Regions from separate parts of the Homo sapiens genome. Here region 2 is linked to region 1. A link is an interaction called in ENCODE POLR2A ChIA-PET data of the cell type or tissue named here. Cell type or tissue: HepG2. All regions are shown on one strand. Each heading gives the region's core, and the rest is flanking DNA. Links, peaks and the distances in the headings are about the cores only. Region 1 holds the start of MAD2L1BP (MAD2L1 binding protein). Region 2 overlaps LINC01512 (long intergenic non-protein coding RNA 1512).

The links. Peaks named below come from ENCODE experiments on the same cell type or tissue, not always from the same donor. Only the 100,000 strongest peaks of a DNase experiment are listed, where the experiment ranks them.
Region 2: POLR2A ChIA-PET joins it to region 1 with 6 read pairs; 6 of 35 experiments call an interaction of 5 or more read pairs at or near these places.

What each region holds. Positions count from the first base shown.
Region 1 is chr6:43,633,256-43,638,627 of GRCh38, reverse strand. It overlaps MAD2L1BP (MAD2L1 binding protein), which reads right to left and starts at 2,788. Exons shown (of 3, transcript NM_014628.3): 1 at 2,707-2,788; 2 at 1,982-2,247. The coding sequence starts at 2,752. RefSeq lists enhancers at 236-1,022, 1,023-1,810. In HepG2, for the core only: no CTCF peak of the experiment used is centred there; a DNase peak (open chromatin) is centred at 2,817; H3K4me3 peaks cover 1,769 bases.
Region 2 is chr6:43,909,833-43,915,204 of GRCh38, reverse strand. All of the region lies in intron 1 of LINC01512 (long intergenic non-protein coding RNA 1512), which reads right to left. Among named protein-coding and RNA genes, the nearest start is that of LINC01512, 21 kb to the right of the region's middle. RefSeq lists enhancers at 1,258-2,047, 3,121-3,683, 3,684-4,248. In HepG2, for the core only: no CTCF peak of the experiment used is centred there; DNase peaks (open chromatin) are centred at 2,174, 2,504 and 3,274; H3K4me3 peaks cover 560 bases.

The DNA of each region.
Region 1 (5,372 bases), core at 90-5,089:
AGACAGGGTTTCACCATGTTAGCCAGGATGGTCTCAATCTCCTGACCTCGTGATTCGCCTGCCTCAGCCTCCCAAAGTGTTGGGATTACAGGCGTGAGCCACCGCGCCCGGCCAATTTATTCTTAAATATTCACCAGACACAGAATAAAACTCTCCAACATGAAAGTCAAAGTCCAGAACAAAACAAATGGGGAATGGATTCTAGAAGAAACTGAGATGCCGCAAGGAACAAAGAAAAACTTAAAAATTCAATAATTAATATCCTCAGGCAAAAGAAGTTCATGGCCTGGCGCAGTGGCTCACACCTGTAATCCCAACAACACTTTGGGAGGCTGAGGCAGGTGGATAACCTGAGGTCAGGACTTCGAGACCAGCCTGGCCAACATGGTGAAACTCCATCTCTACTAAAAATACAAAAATTAGCCAGGTGGGCCAGGAGCAGTGGCTCACGCCTGTAATCCCAGCACTTTGGGAGGCCAAGGCGGGCGGATCACTTGAGGTCAGGAGTTTGAGAGCAGCCTAGCCAACATTGCGATACCCTGTCTCTACTAAAAATACAAAATTTAACCAGGTGTGGTGGCACATGCCTGTAATCCCAGCTACTTCGAGGCTGAGGCAGGAGAATCGCTTGAACCCAAAGTGGAGGTTGCAGTGAGCCGAGATCGCTCCACTGCACTCCAGCCTGGGCCACACAAGAGCGAGACTCCTTCTCAAAAAAAGAAACAAACAGGCGGAGCACGGTGGCTCATGCCTGTAATCCCAGCACTTTGGGAGGCTGAGGCAGGCGGATCACCTGAGGTCAGGAGTTCAAGACCAGCCTGGCCAACATGGTGAAACCCCGTCTATACTAAAAATACAAAAATTAGCTGGACATGGTGGCGCATGCCTATAATCCCAGGTACTCAGGAGGCTGAGACAGGAGAAGCACTTGAACCTGGGAGGCGGAGGTTGCAGTGAGCCAACATGGCACGACTGCACTCCAGCCTGGGTGACAGAGTGAAACTCCCTATCAAAAACAAACAAACAAACAAAAAATTAGCTGGGTGTGGTGGTGCATGCCTGTAATCCCAGCTACTGGGGAGGCTGAGGCAGGAGAATCACTTGAACCTGGGAGATTGGGGTTGCAGTGAGCTGCGATCATGCCACTGTCCTCCAGCCTGGGTGACAAGGCGAGACTCTGTCTCAAAAAAAAAAAAAAAAAAGAAGAAAAAAGAAGTCCATACAGAAATTAAACAACAGGATGCTATTAAAGAAACATGCAGGCCAGGCGCGGTAGTTCACGCCTGTAATCCCAGCACTTTGGGAGAGGCCAAGGCGGGCAGATCACTTGAGGTCAGGAGTTCGAGACCAGCCTGGTCAACATGGTGAAACCCCGTCTCTACCAAAAATACAAAAATAAGCTGGGCATGGTGGCACGTGCCTGTAATCCTAGCTACTGGGGAGGCTGAGGCATGAGAATCGCTTGAACCTGGGACATGGAGGCTGCAGTGAGCCGAGATCACGCCATTGCATTCCAGCCTGGGCAACAAGAGAGAGACTCTGTCTCAAAACATAAAATAAATAAATTAATTAAAATACAAAAATTAGCTGGGTGTGGTGGCAGGAGCCTGTAATCCTAGCTACTCGGGAGGCTGAGGCAGCAGAATCGCTTGAACCTGGGAGGCGGAGGTTGCAGTGAGCTGAGATCTCGCCACTGCACTCTAGCCTGGGCAACAGAGCAAGACTCTGTCTCAAAAGAAAAAAATGCAAAGAGCCAGTTCATTAAGTCCAAATGCAACACGTGAGTTTCAGAAAGAAAGAACAGTTGAAAAAGCCAGAAGGGTTAGGCTACCAAAGACTAGAGTGGGGAGAAAGTGACCGAAGCCCTGGAAGCTGCTTATTCTCTCAGGCTTTGAAGATTTCTTAGACCCCCTTTCTACCTGCCTCCCATCTAAGAGCCACAAAGTCTTCCCACCAACTTGCTCCCAAAGCCTGTGCCTACCTGGGGAGAAGGTTTTCGGTAAAAGTGCTTAAGCTGTTCATAGGGCAGAGGGAGCTGCTGGCGTTGATACATGATATGCTTTAGAAGTTCACAAGTAAACTGACAGCAGCCTTCCTGGCTCACAGGCCCAGGAAACACCACTGGTACCATGCAGTCTCTTGGGCAAAAGGCCTCCGAAGCGTTGAGAGGTTCCTGCGTAGAGCTTGTCTCAAGTAGTTCTATCTGGGAGGCGTGAGTTTCTTCGGACTTCTCATACCACTCCAAATCTGGTAGATGAAAAGAGGGACAAGAGAGAAAAATTAAAAACCTAAAAGCCAGTCAGTCTTCTCATTCCCTGTGGCCGACAAACCAGCCACCCTGAAAAAGCAGGCACTCCGACATACGCCCATATCCTCCGCAGCCTACAGTATGGGCCGTGGCAGGGAGAGATTCCTGATCCCTGTTGCCTGAGGAGATTTAATCGACTGCAAGATAGTGGGGGGATTTCGGAGGGCTCCCCGCTCAGAAAGCTGCGGGACTTGATCTGGGGAAATGAGTCAAAAGTGTAGTCAAGCAGGGTCCAGTGCGACCCAGGGCGATGGAGTCACAGCCAGAGCCGTGTAGGACACCCGGAAGACAGGGAAGACGGGCTAGGGAGAGGACCAGCGGATAAACGAATGGATGGCGCGGCGGTAGGGAAGAAACAAGTCCCCAAGGCTCCCCAAACTCTTGGCCCCACGCCTTACCAGGGACTGCGGCTGAGGACAGAACCTCCGCCTCCGGCGCCGCCATCACGACCTCCCCTCCGCTACTCCTTGCGGTTAGAATAAAGGTCTCGCGGGGCATCATGGGAAGCCCGCGCCTCCACTTCCGGCTCAGTTGGGTCGGAAAAAAGGCGCGGCGTCGCCGCAGTGTGGGGGAGGTTAAGTGGAGCTGGGATTTGAACCCTGCGTTCCTCCTTTAACACCCTGGCAAATGTACGCCTAACCCTTGCCCAGCAGGGAACCCAGGAGTTCTCAGCCACTGAGCGCTGCTTTCTAAAAGACACCAGCCCTCTTGCATCTATTCACTCCAGCATTCACTACTCACTGTGCACCTACTTCGTGCCAGGCCCTGTCCTAGGTGCTGGAGACAGCGGAGAACAAGCCAGGCGCGGGCCCCGTGCTCAAGGGGTTCACTGCCTGTAGATACAATACAATGTGATGAATTATACAGAAAAGTGTACACGGGGTGTGGAAGTGAAAAACAAGGGTGGCTGACCCACAGAGGGTAGGGGCTGGGAAGGAGTGGTCCCAGAAGAAATGTGTGAAGCTGTGACCTGTAGGATAAGTCAACAAGGTAAAGAGGAGGGCCTAGTGCTCCTGGAGACCTTGAGACAAGAGCATACTCTGTACAAGGAATGAAAAGAGTTCATATTATAAAGAGTTAAGGCTGTAGTGAATAACAGGAGCCAGATCATGGCAGGACCGTATAAGCCACGTGAGAGTTTGGACTTGATCCTGTAGGCAGATGGGGAAGCCTTGAAAGGTTTAAGTAGGAGAGTGGCATGATTAAATTTACATCTTATAAATTTAATCTCTACCCTGGCTGCAGGATAGAGATTGGATTACAGAGAGGATAAGAGAGGAGGCAGGGATACCAGTTAGAGGTAGTGCAATTACCCGAGTACTTGATGAAAGCAGCCTAACCTAGCGTAGTCACAGTGGGGTGGAGATAATTGGGTAAACTCGAGATATTTAGGAGGTCCAGTGAACATAACTTGGGGATTGATTTACAAGGAGGAGGAGGAATAGAAATAGACTGAGAAGAGGCCAGGCACGGTGGCTCACGCCTGTAATCCTAGCACTTTGGGAGTCCAAGGCAGGTGGATCACGAGGTCAGGAGTTTGAGACCAGCCTGGCCAACATGGTGAAACGCTGTCTCTACTAAAAATACAAAATTTAGCCAGACATGGTGGCATGCACCTGTAATCCCAGCTACTCAGGAGGCTGAGGCAGGAGAATCGCTTGAAGCCGGGAGGCGGAGGTTGCAGTGAGCTGAGATCGCACCACTATACTCCAGCCTAGGTGACAGAGTGAGACTCCATCTCAAAAAAAAGAAAAAAAGAAAAAAAAGAAAGAGACTGACAAGAAAACAAGCAGGTTTCTGACTTCAGCAATTGTATGGGAAATTGTACCATTCAATGACAGAGGGAAGCAGGGTGCCGAGGCCAGGAGTTCAATACCAGCCAGGACAAGATTGGGGACCCTGTTTCTGCAAAATTAAAAATTTTTTTTTAAAGTTAGCCAGGTGTGGTGGTGCACAACTGTCGTCCTGGCTATTCTGGAGGCTGAAGCAGAGGATTGCTTGAGTCCAGGAGTTCGACACTTACAGTGAGCTATGATCATGCCACTGCACTTCAGCCTGGGCAGCAGAGCAAGACCATGACTCAAAAAAAAAAAAAAAAAGAAAAAAAGAAAAAAAAAAAGGATGGAGGAAACACTAAAATAGGAAATAAGACCAGGTTTGTTGGGGTGGGAGGTGAGTAGGAGAAAAGATGAGTTCAGCTTTTCACAGATTGAATTTGACATCTCCATAGGATAATGAATAGAGATATTTAGGAATGCCATTTGCAATAAAGGTATGTATTTAAGAGCCATCAGCATGTTAGTGAATAAGATCACCCAGGGAGGGTGTAGAATGAGAATGGGCTAGGATATTGAAGACACTAATGTTTAGGGGATGACCAGAGAGACAGAAGCTATGGAGAAGACTAAAGAGTACCCACAGGAGGATAAAGAAAAATAGACAAATGGCCGGGCAAGGTGGCTCATGCCTGTACTCCCAGCACTTTGGGAGGCTTAGGTGGGAGGATTGCTTGAGCCTGGGAGGTTGAGGCTACAGTGAGCTGTGATCGCACCACTGCCCTCCAGCCTGGGTGACAGAGGGAGACCCTGCCTCCAAAACCAAAATAGACAAGTGGGGCCAGGCATGGTGGCTCATGCCTGTAATCCCAGCACTTTGGGAATTCAAGGCAAGGGGAGTGCATCAATCCAGAAGTTTGAGACCAGTCTGGGCAACATAATGAGACCTTGTCCCTACCAATAAATAAATAAATAAATTAAATAAGTGTCAGGTCATGGAGGCCAAGAAAAGGGCGTGTTTCAGGAAGTAGGGACCAGAGGTCAAAACACACTATAAAAGTACAGCAATTAGAGGCCAGGCACAGTGGCTCACGCCTGTAATCCCAGCACTTTGGGAGGTCGAGGTGTGCAGATCACCTGAGGTCGGGAGTTTGAGACCAGCCTGACCAACATGGAGAAACCCCGTCTCTACTAAAAATACAAAATTAGCCAGGCGTGCTGGTGCATACCTATAATCTCAGCTACTTGGGAGGCTGAGGCAGGAGAATCCCTTGAACCTGGGAGGCGGA
Region 2 (5,372 bases), core at 77-5,076, 280 kb before region 1:
GAAGACCCGCAGGAAGGCAGGCTGAGAGTGGGGAGCTAAGTCCCCTAGTGGGAAAGACTGATCTCCACATCAGGAGATGATCTGTGGTCCTGCTCCAGACCAAGAAGTGGGCCCTCCTCCATGTGCCCAGGCTGACAGTCTCCCGCTCGCCTGCCCTGCTCCTGCACCCCACTTTAGGGCAATCCTGGGGGCACTGCCAGAGAACTGGGAGGCCTCCCTGGAGATCTAGGCTCTTCTGGCAGATGCCCATCCCCCTTTGTCCTGGGGCCTCTCGTTTGCCAATCCCAGGAAGCCCCTTGCTCAGAGGGAACTGATTTCCCCTAGACAGCCTTGCTCCTCCCGCTGCAGGACTCTCAGGGAGCCCTAAGAAATACCATGGGCTGTGGGCAGCCGCCGAGCCTGCTTCAGATCCAGCTCTGGTGAGTGTTGGGGCTGGGAAGCCACTGGTGATCTGGTGGTGTCAGCTCGTAGGCAGGTTTGCTCAGAGACCCACTTACTACTGGACTCAAGTGTAACTTCAAAGACCATCTGGACCTTGTGGGGGTGCAGGAAGGAAGCTGGCTTTGCTCGACTGGCACCATGGCATCAGCTGGCCCTGTTAAGTGGCCTTCGAGGACCTCCCTCCCCTGTCCCCCCATGATGAGTGAGAAGGACTCTGCCCACTGGGCTGTAAAGAGCCTCACAAAGTCAGCTCAGGCAAGACTCCCTACTTGCCGAGGAGGAAAACAGAGAGATGGGGAGGGCTTGGGATTCCGGAGCTTATGGACCCAGTGGGTGTTTCAATTCAATTCCAGGCCTCTTGGATGCAAAGGGGCAAAGCTCTTGTTGTGAGTTGAGACACAGCCCCTACCCTCTTAGACTGGGGATTTTCTGGGAGCAGGGCTGTGTTCCCTCATCAGATTGGCCCTGGGGGTGCAGGTAGGGGTAGAGGGTACCTCAGTTAGCTGTGACTTACTCCCACAATCAGAGTAAGACTGCAGTGTCTGCAGAAGGAGGAAATCTCTAACTCGTGATGCACAGGATCTGAGAGTGATTCATTACCAATGAGATAATATGGGGAGAGGAGGGGACATTTTTAACTTTCCTGAGAAGCTGTGGACCCCTGAGAAGATCTCTTGGTTTTCCTCCCTATCTTCTTCATCTCCTCACCACTGCTAGTCCTAACAGAGAGAGGAGAGCCAGGGATGGGGTGGCATCAGAGTAGGGCTGGGAGTGTAGCTGAGGTGTGGGGAGTCGGCCTGCTCCAGGGACTCCCTCCTGTTCTTTCAATCCCCTGTTCTGCATCCCTCAGCTGGCCCCTCTGGCCTCTCTGCAGCCTTGTCTTGCCCAGTGAGACACTAGCTGGGTACCTCCCTCCCTCCAGCTGCCCACTGCCAGGTACAGAGGATAAAAATACCCAGTGGAAAAACACGTGGCTCCAGGTCAAACATTAACCTGCAGGGCCTGGTGTGCCAGCCACGGTGTCCCTTCCCAGGCCACCTGGCCACCAACATGTGGCTGGTAGCAGTGTCCTCTCCCTCTGACCATCACTGAAATTCTCAGACACTTACCCACATGCTTCCTGCAGGAATTCTTCAGAAAGCAAACAGGCACCCACCTGAGGACCCCAGCCCCAAGGACCTAGGCCAGCCAGCCCTTCCAGACTGCCAGCTGCAGGGATGCTCCTCTCTCCTGCTCAGCCTGGGGTCTTCCCTGAAGCTCTCTGGGGTTCCAAGTCACCCCAGCTCCCAGCTGAAAACAGCCCCTCTGACCCTCTGGGGGAGGAGCCCAGCTCAGAAATCCTTAGTTCCTCAGGTTTCCCTTCTACTGCAAAGCTGAGCTCACTTAGAGCCAGAAGGACGGAAGACAGAGGGAAGGGAGCGGGGAGAGGAGGGGGTCTGGCCAATGCTGGCATCCACCTCTTAGCACGCTGGGAGGACACCTGGAGGAGGTACTGGGGAGAGGCGGGCTGGTGAGAAGTTCCAGCCCTGCCCCTAACTTGCCCTACATGCCCAGCTCTGTTGTTCTCTGGGCTGTGAGTCCAGACAGGTGGATGTTCCTCCCGTGGGCCTGGATGGCTCTACGCACACACCTCAGGCCCACCAGGTACTACCAGGCAGGGCCTGCTGGAGGCCACCCCCACAGCTGCCTGAGGCACAGAGCTGGGACAGCCTGACCCTTGGCCCCGACTCATCACACACTTCTGGGGTCCAATGCCCAGTGGTTCTAGGAAATGCCTACACTGCAGCTTTGAGCCTGGGCCAAATGCCCCATTTTCTGTCAAGGAAGCTTGACGGTGCGCGGTGAAGAGAGTACAGTCCATCTGGCCACAGCATGCTGCCCATCATTCTGGCCGCCTGAGGGTCGATGGGCCCTGCATGGAGCATGGAGCCTAGGAGGGGTTTTGGGGGCCCTGGGGTGTCTCTGGGGTCAGGAAGCACTTTGATATCTATGGCAGCATCACAGAGGCATGGCAGAGAGTATGTAAATATTAACTTTGAAGGGGAAGCAGAGGGTTTGAGCAGAGGTCAGCAAGGGCCTCGCAAGAGCGAGTCCTGCCCTGGGTCAAGAGTCCAGCACTGGACAGAGAGTTAAGAGGCCTGGAGCCTGACCTCTGAGAAACAGTGAGGTTCCCCCAGGCACAGGGATTCTCACCCAGGACTGTTCCCCAGGTTCCTTGAGACATTTCCCATCAGGGCGATGGTCACCATGTCAGGATAGGGCTCTGGGGACAGCTCCTGAAGGTCTGGCCCTGATGCTGAGCAAATCGGGGCACACAAGAAGCGCCATGGGCCTTGGAAGCCTTTGGTTTGGAGCCAAGTTCTGCCATTTAAGAAGCCACAGAGTCTTGCATGAGTTACTAAGCCTCTCTGAACCTCAGTTAACTTATCTATAAAATGGGGACAAGAGTGTCCAGCTCTCAAGGTGTTCCAAAGAACGCCTTGTTAAGTTAGCTGATCTTTATGTCGTGCCTGGAACAGAGAATTTATTATACAGGTGCTTGCTCTGGTCGTTTTTTTCTCTCCATTCTGGGCCTCAGTTTCCTCATCTGTAAAATGGGAATAAGGAGGCCCAGCTCACAGGACTAAATGAACTGGTCTTTACGTTGTTATTGCACATGGACCTTGTTCTGTAACTATTAGCATGGTTATCATCTGCTCTCCTCAGTTCCCTCACCTGGATTTGGTCATCTCTTAGGACCTCAGCTGGAGATCAGGGCCCTCAGCACCTGCTCCCTCAACACAAGCACACACCCTGCTCTTCCCCCTCCCTGCCTAGGCCAGAACTGCATCATATCTCCCTCATTATCATCCTGACATTTGCTTTGGCTGTGAAGCAATTACCTGCTGAATTGAACAAAGGCGGAGGAGGGAGGCAGATCATAGGATGGCCAGAAGTCGGGCTTTGGAGAGAGCCACAGGCAGAGGTGTTAGTCCATGCCCTGACCTCAGATCCCAGAAACAAAGCTGATGATGCAGGGAGGTGGGTGTGAGGTGGGGGTCAAGATTCAATTCCCCTAGCTGAGGAGCCGGAGCTGGGGGAGGGGGGATGTTTGCATCTGGATGCCATCTGGATGAGGGCAAACACCGAGGGGCCACTCAAGGAAATGCCTGAGCGGCAAATCAAATCCTGCAAAGAAATCACCAAGCCCTTGAAACGAAAGTCTGAAGGAGAGGAATGTGTCTGGGGAGTGTTGGGGGTGGTGGGGAGACCAAGCTGGGAGGAAGGCCAAGGAGGGAAAAGAAGGGACAATCCAGGGGGCCTCTGCAGGGGGCTCCCTAAACTGGTGGTCCCTCACCCCCAGCAGATGACGAAGCTAAGAACCTCTGGGCTGGAAGTGATGCAGGCAGGGTCCTCAAACGTGAAGAGGGTCTGCATTACCTCTGAATTCTGGGGCTGGCTCCCTGTACCCCCCACCACTTGTCAGACCCCATTCCCTAGAGTGCTGCCGATGTAGCTCCTACTGTGTGCACAGCCCCGGGCTGAGATTCCCAGATGCTCAGAGGTGTGGAGCAGCAGGCTGCGGAGGCTTTGAAATCCCTTCTCTCCTTAAACTGGTGTTTACAAACATTAACTTTTTTGGTCAAGCCATTTTCTCATCTCTTAAAGGGCATAATCTGGCAGCTTTTGGGGCCTCCCTGGGAGTGTAGCCAGTGGTTAACCCTAGGTGGGACTCCAGAGAAAGGGAGGGGTTTGGGGGTCTCTCAAGCCTCCATGGGCTGGGGACTACTTACTTGAATTTTTAGGCAACCTCCCTTGGCTCACCCTGCTGATGTAATGAGGACAGGCTGACCTGGTCCTGTACCGGCCCTGTTCAAGGAAGGCACTTTATGATGCAACTCCAAGGAAACAGTAAAGAAACACACTCACTCCAAGTCACCAGACACATACAGAACCTGGAGAGGCCAATGGCCTTCTTCCATCACTCCCCATATAAACCAGGCCAGGCAGGCATACGTGATTGTGTGCACACACATGCAGATGTGGGCATGTTTCTTCGTGCACATAATGTGGATGTGTTTGTGCAAGTTTTTGCATCTGTGGATGTGCACATATGCTTGCATATGTTTGCACTGTAGGTTTTTGTATATTTGTGCATTCATTTGTATGTTTTGTGCAAATGTGTTTGCATGCTTTCATATGTGAAAAATATGTGCATGTGCTTTGTGCAGCAGTGTTTGTGTATGTTATGCAAATAGGATGTGTATATTTATGTGTATATAGGTATATATTTACATATTTGTGTGTGTTTTCATCTGTACAATATGTGTATGTCTCTGTGTGAATATATAGTATACACATGTTTGTGTTTGTAATAAGGTGTTTGTATAATATGCTTCTGTGTTAATATATGTTTGTGGGTTTAATACATCTGTGTATAACTGGTATGTGTGTATATTATGTGAGTATGTATGTGTACCTGCGTTATGTGTATATGAAATGCAATTGTGTCTATATGTATGTGTATATAATGTGTCCATGTGAAAATGCATGCACATAATTAGCATATGTAAATAATGTGTATATATGTTTGTATATTTGTGTATGTAATGTGCATGGTGTGTATATGCCTGTGCCTGTAGGAAGAAGTTCAATGCATTAGGAACATCCCTGGACTTGCAGGTGAAGGAGGGAGTTCAAACCCCAGTTCCCCAGTCATGAGGCCTTACGGCACTGATTTGGCTTTCCTGAGCCTCTGCAGGCCCAGCTGTACCTGAACCAGTACTGTTCCCTGTCCTGCCTCCTACCCACAAGGCCCCGGGGTGGAGAGCATGAGGACAAGTAGACAGTCCAGGGCAGGAACGTCCTGGCAAGCACAAGAGGGCCTGCTGGATCCAGTCCTGCTTCCAGGGCTGCAGAGGAGAAGGACACAGGGCTAGCTTACAGCCTAG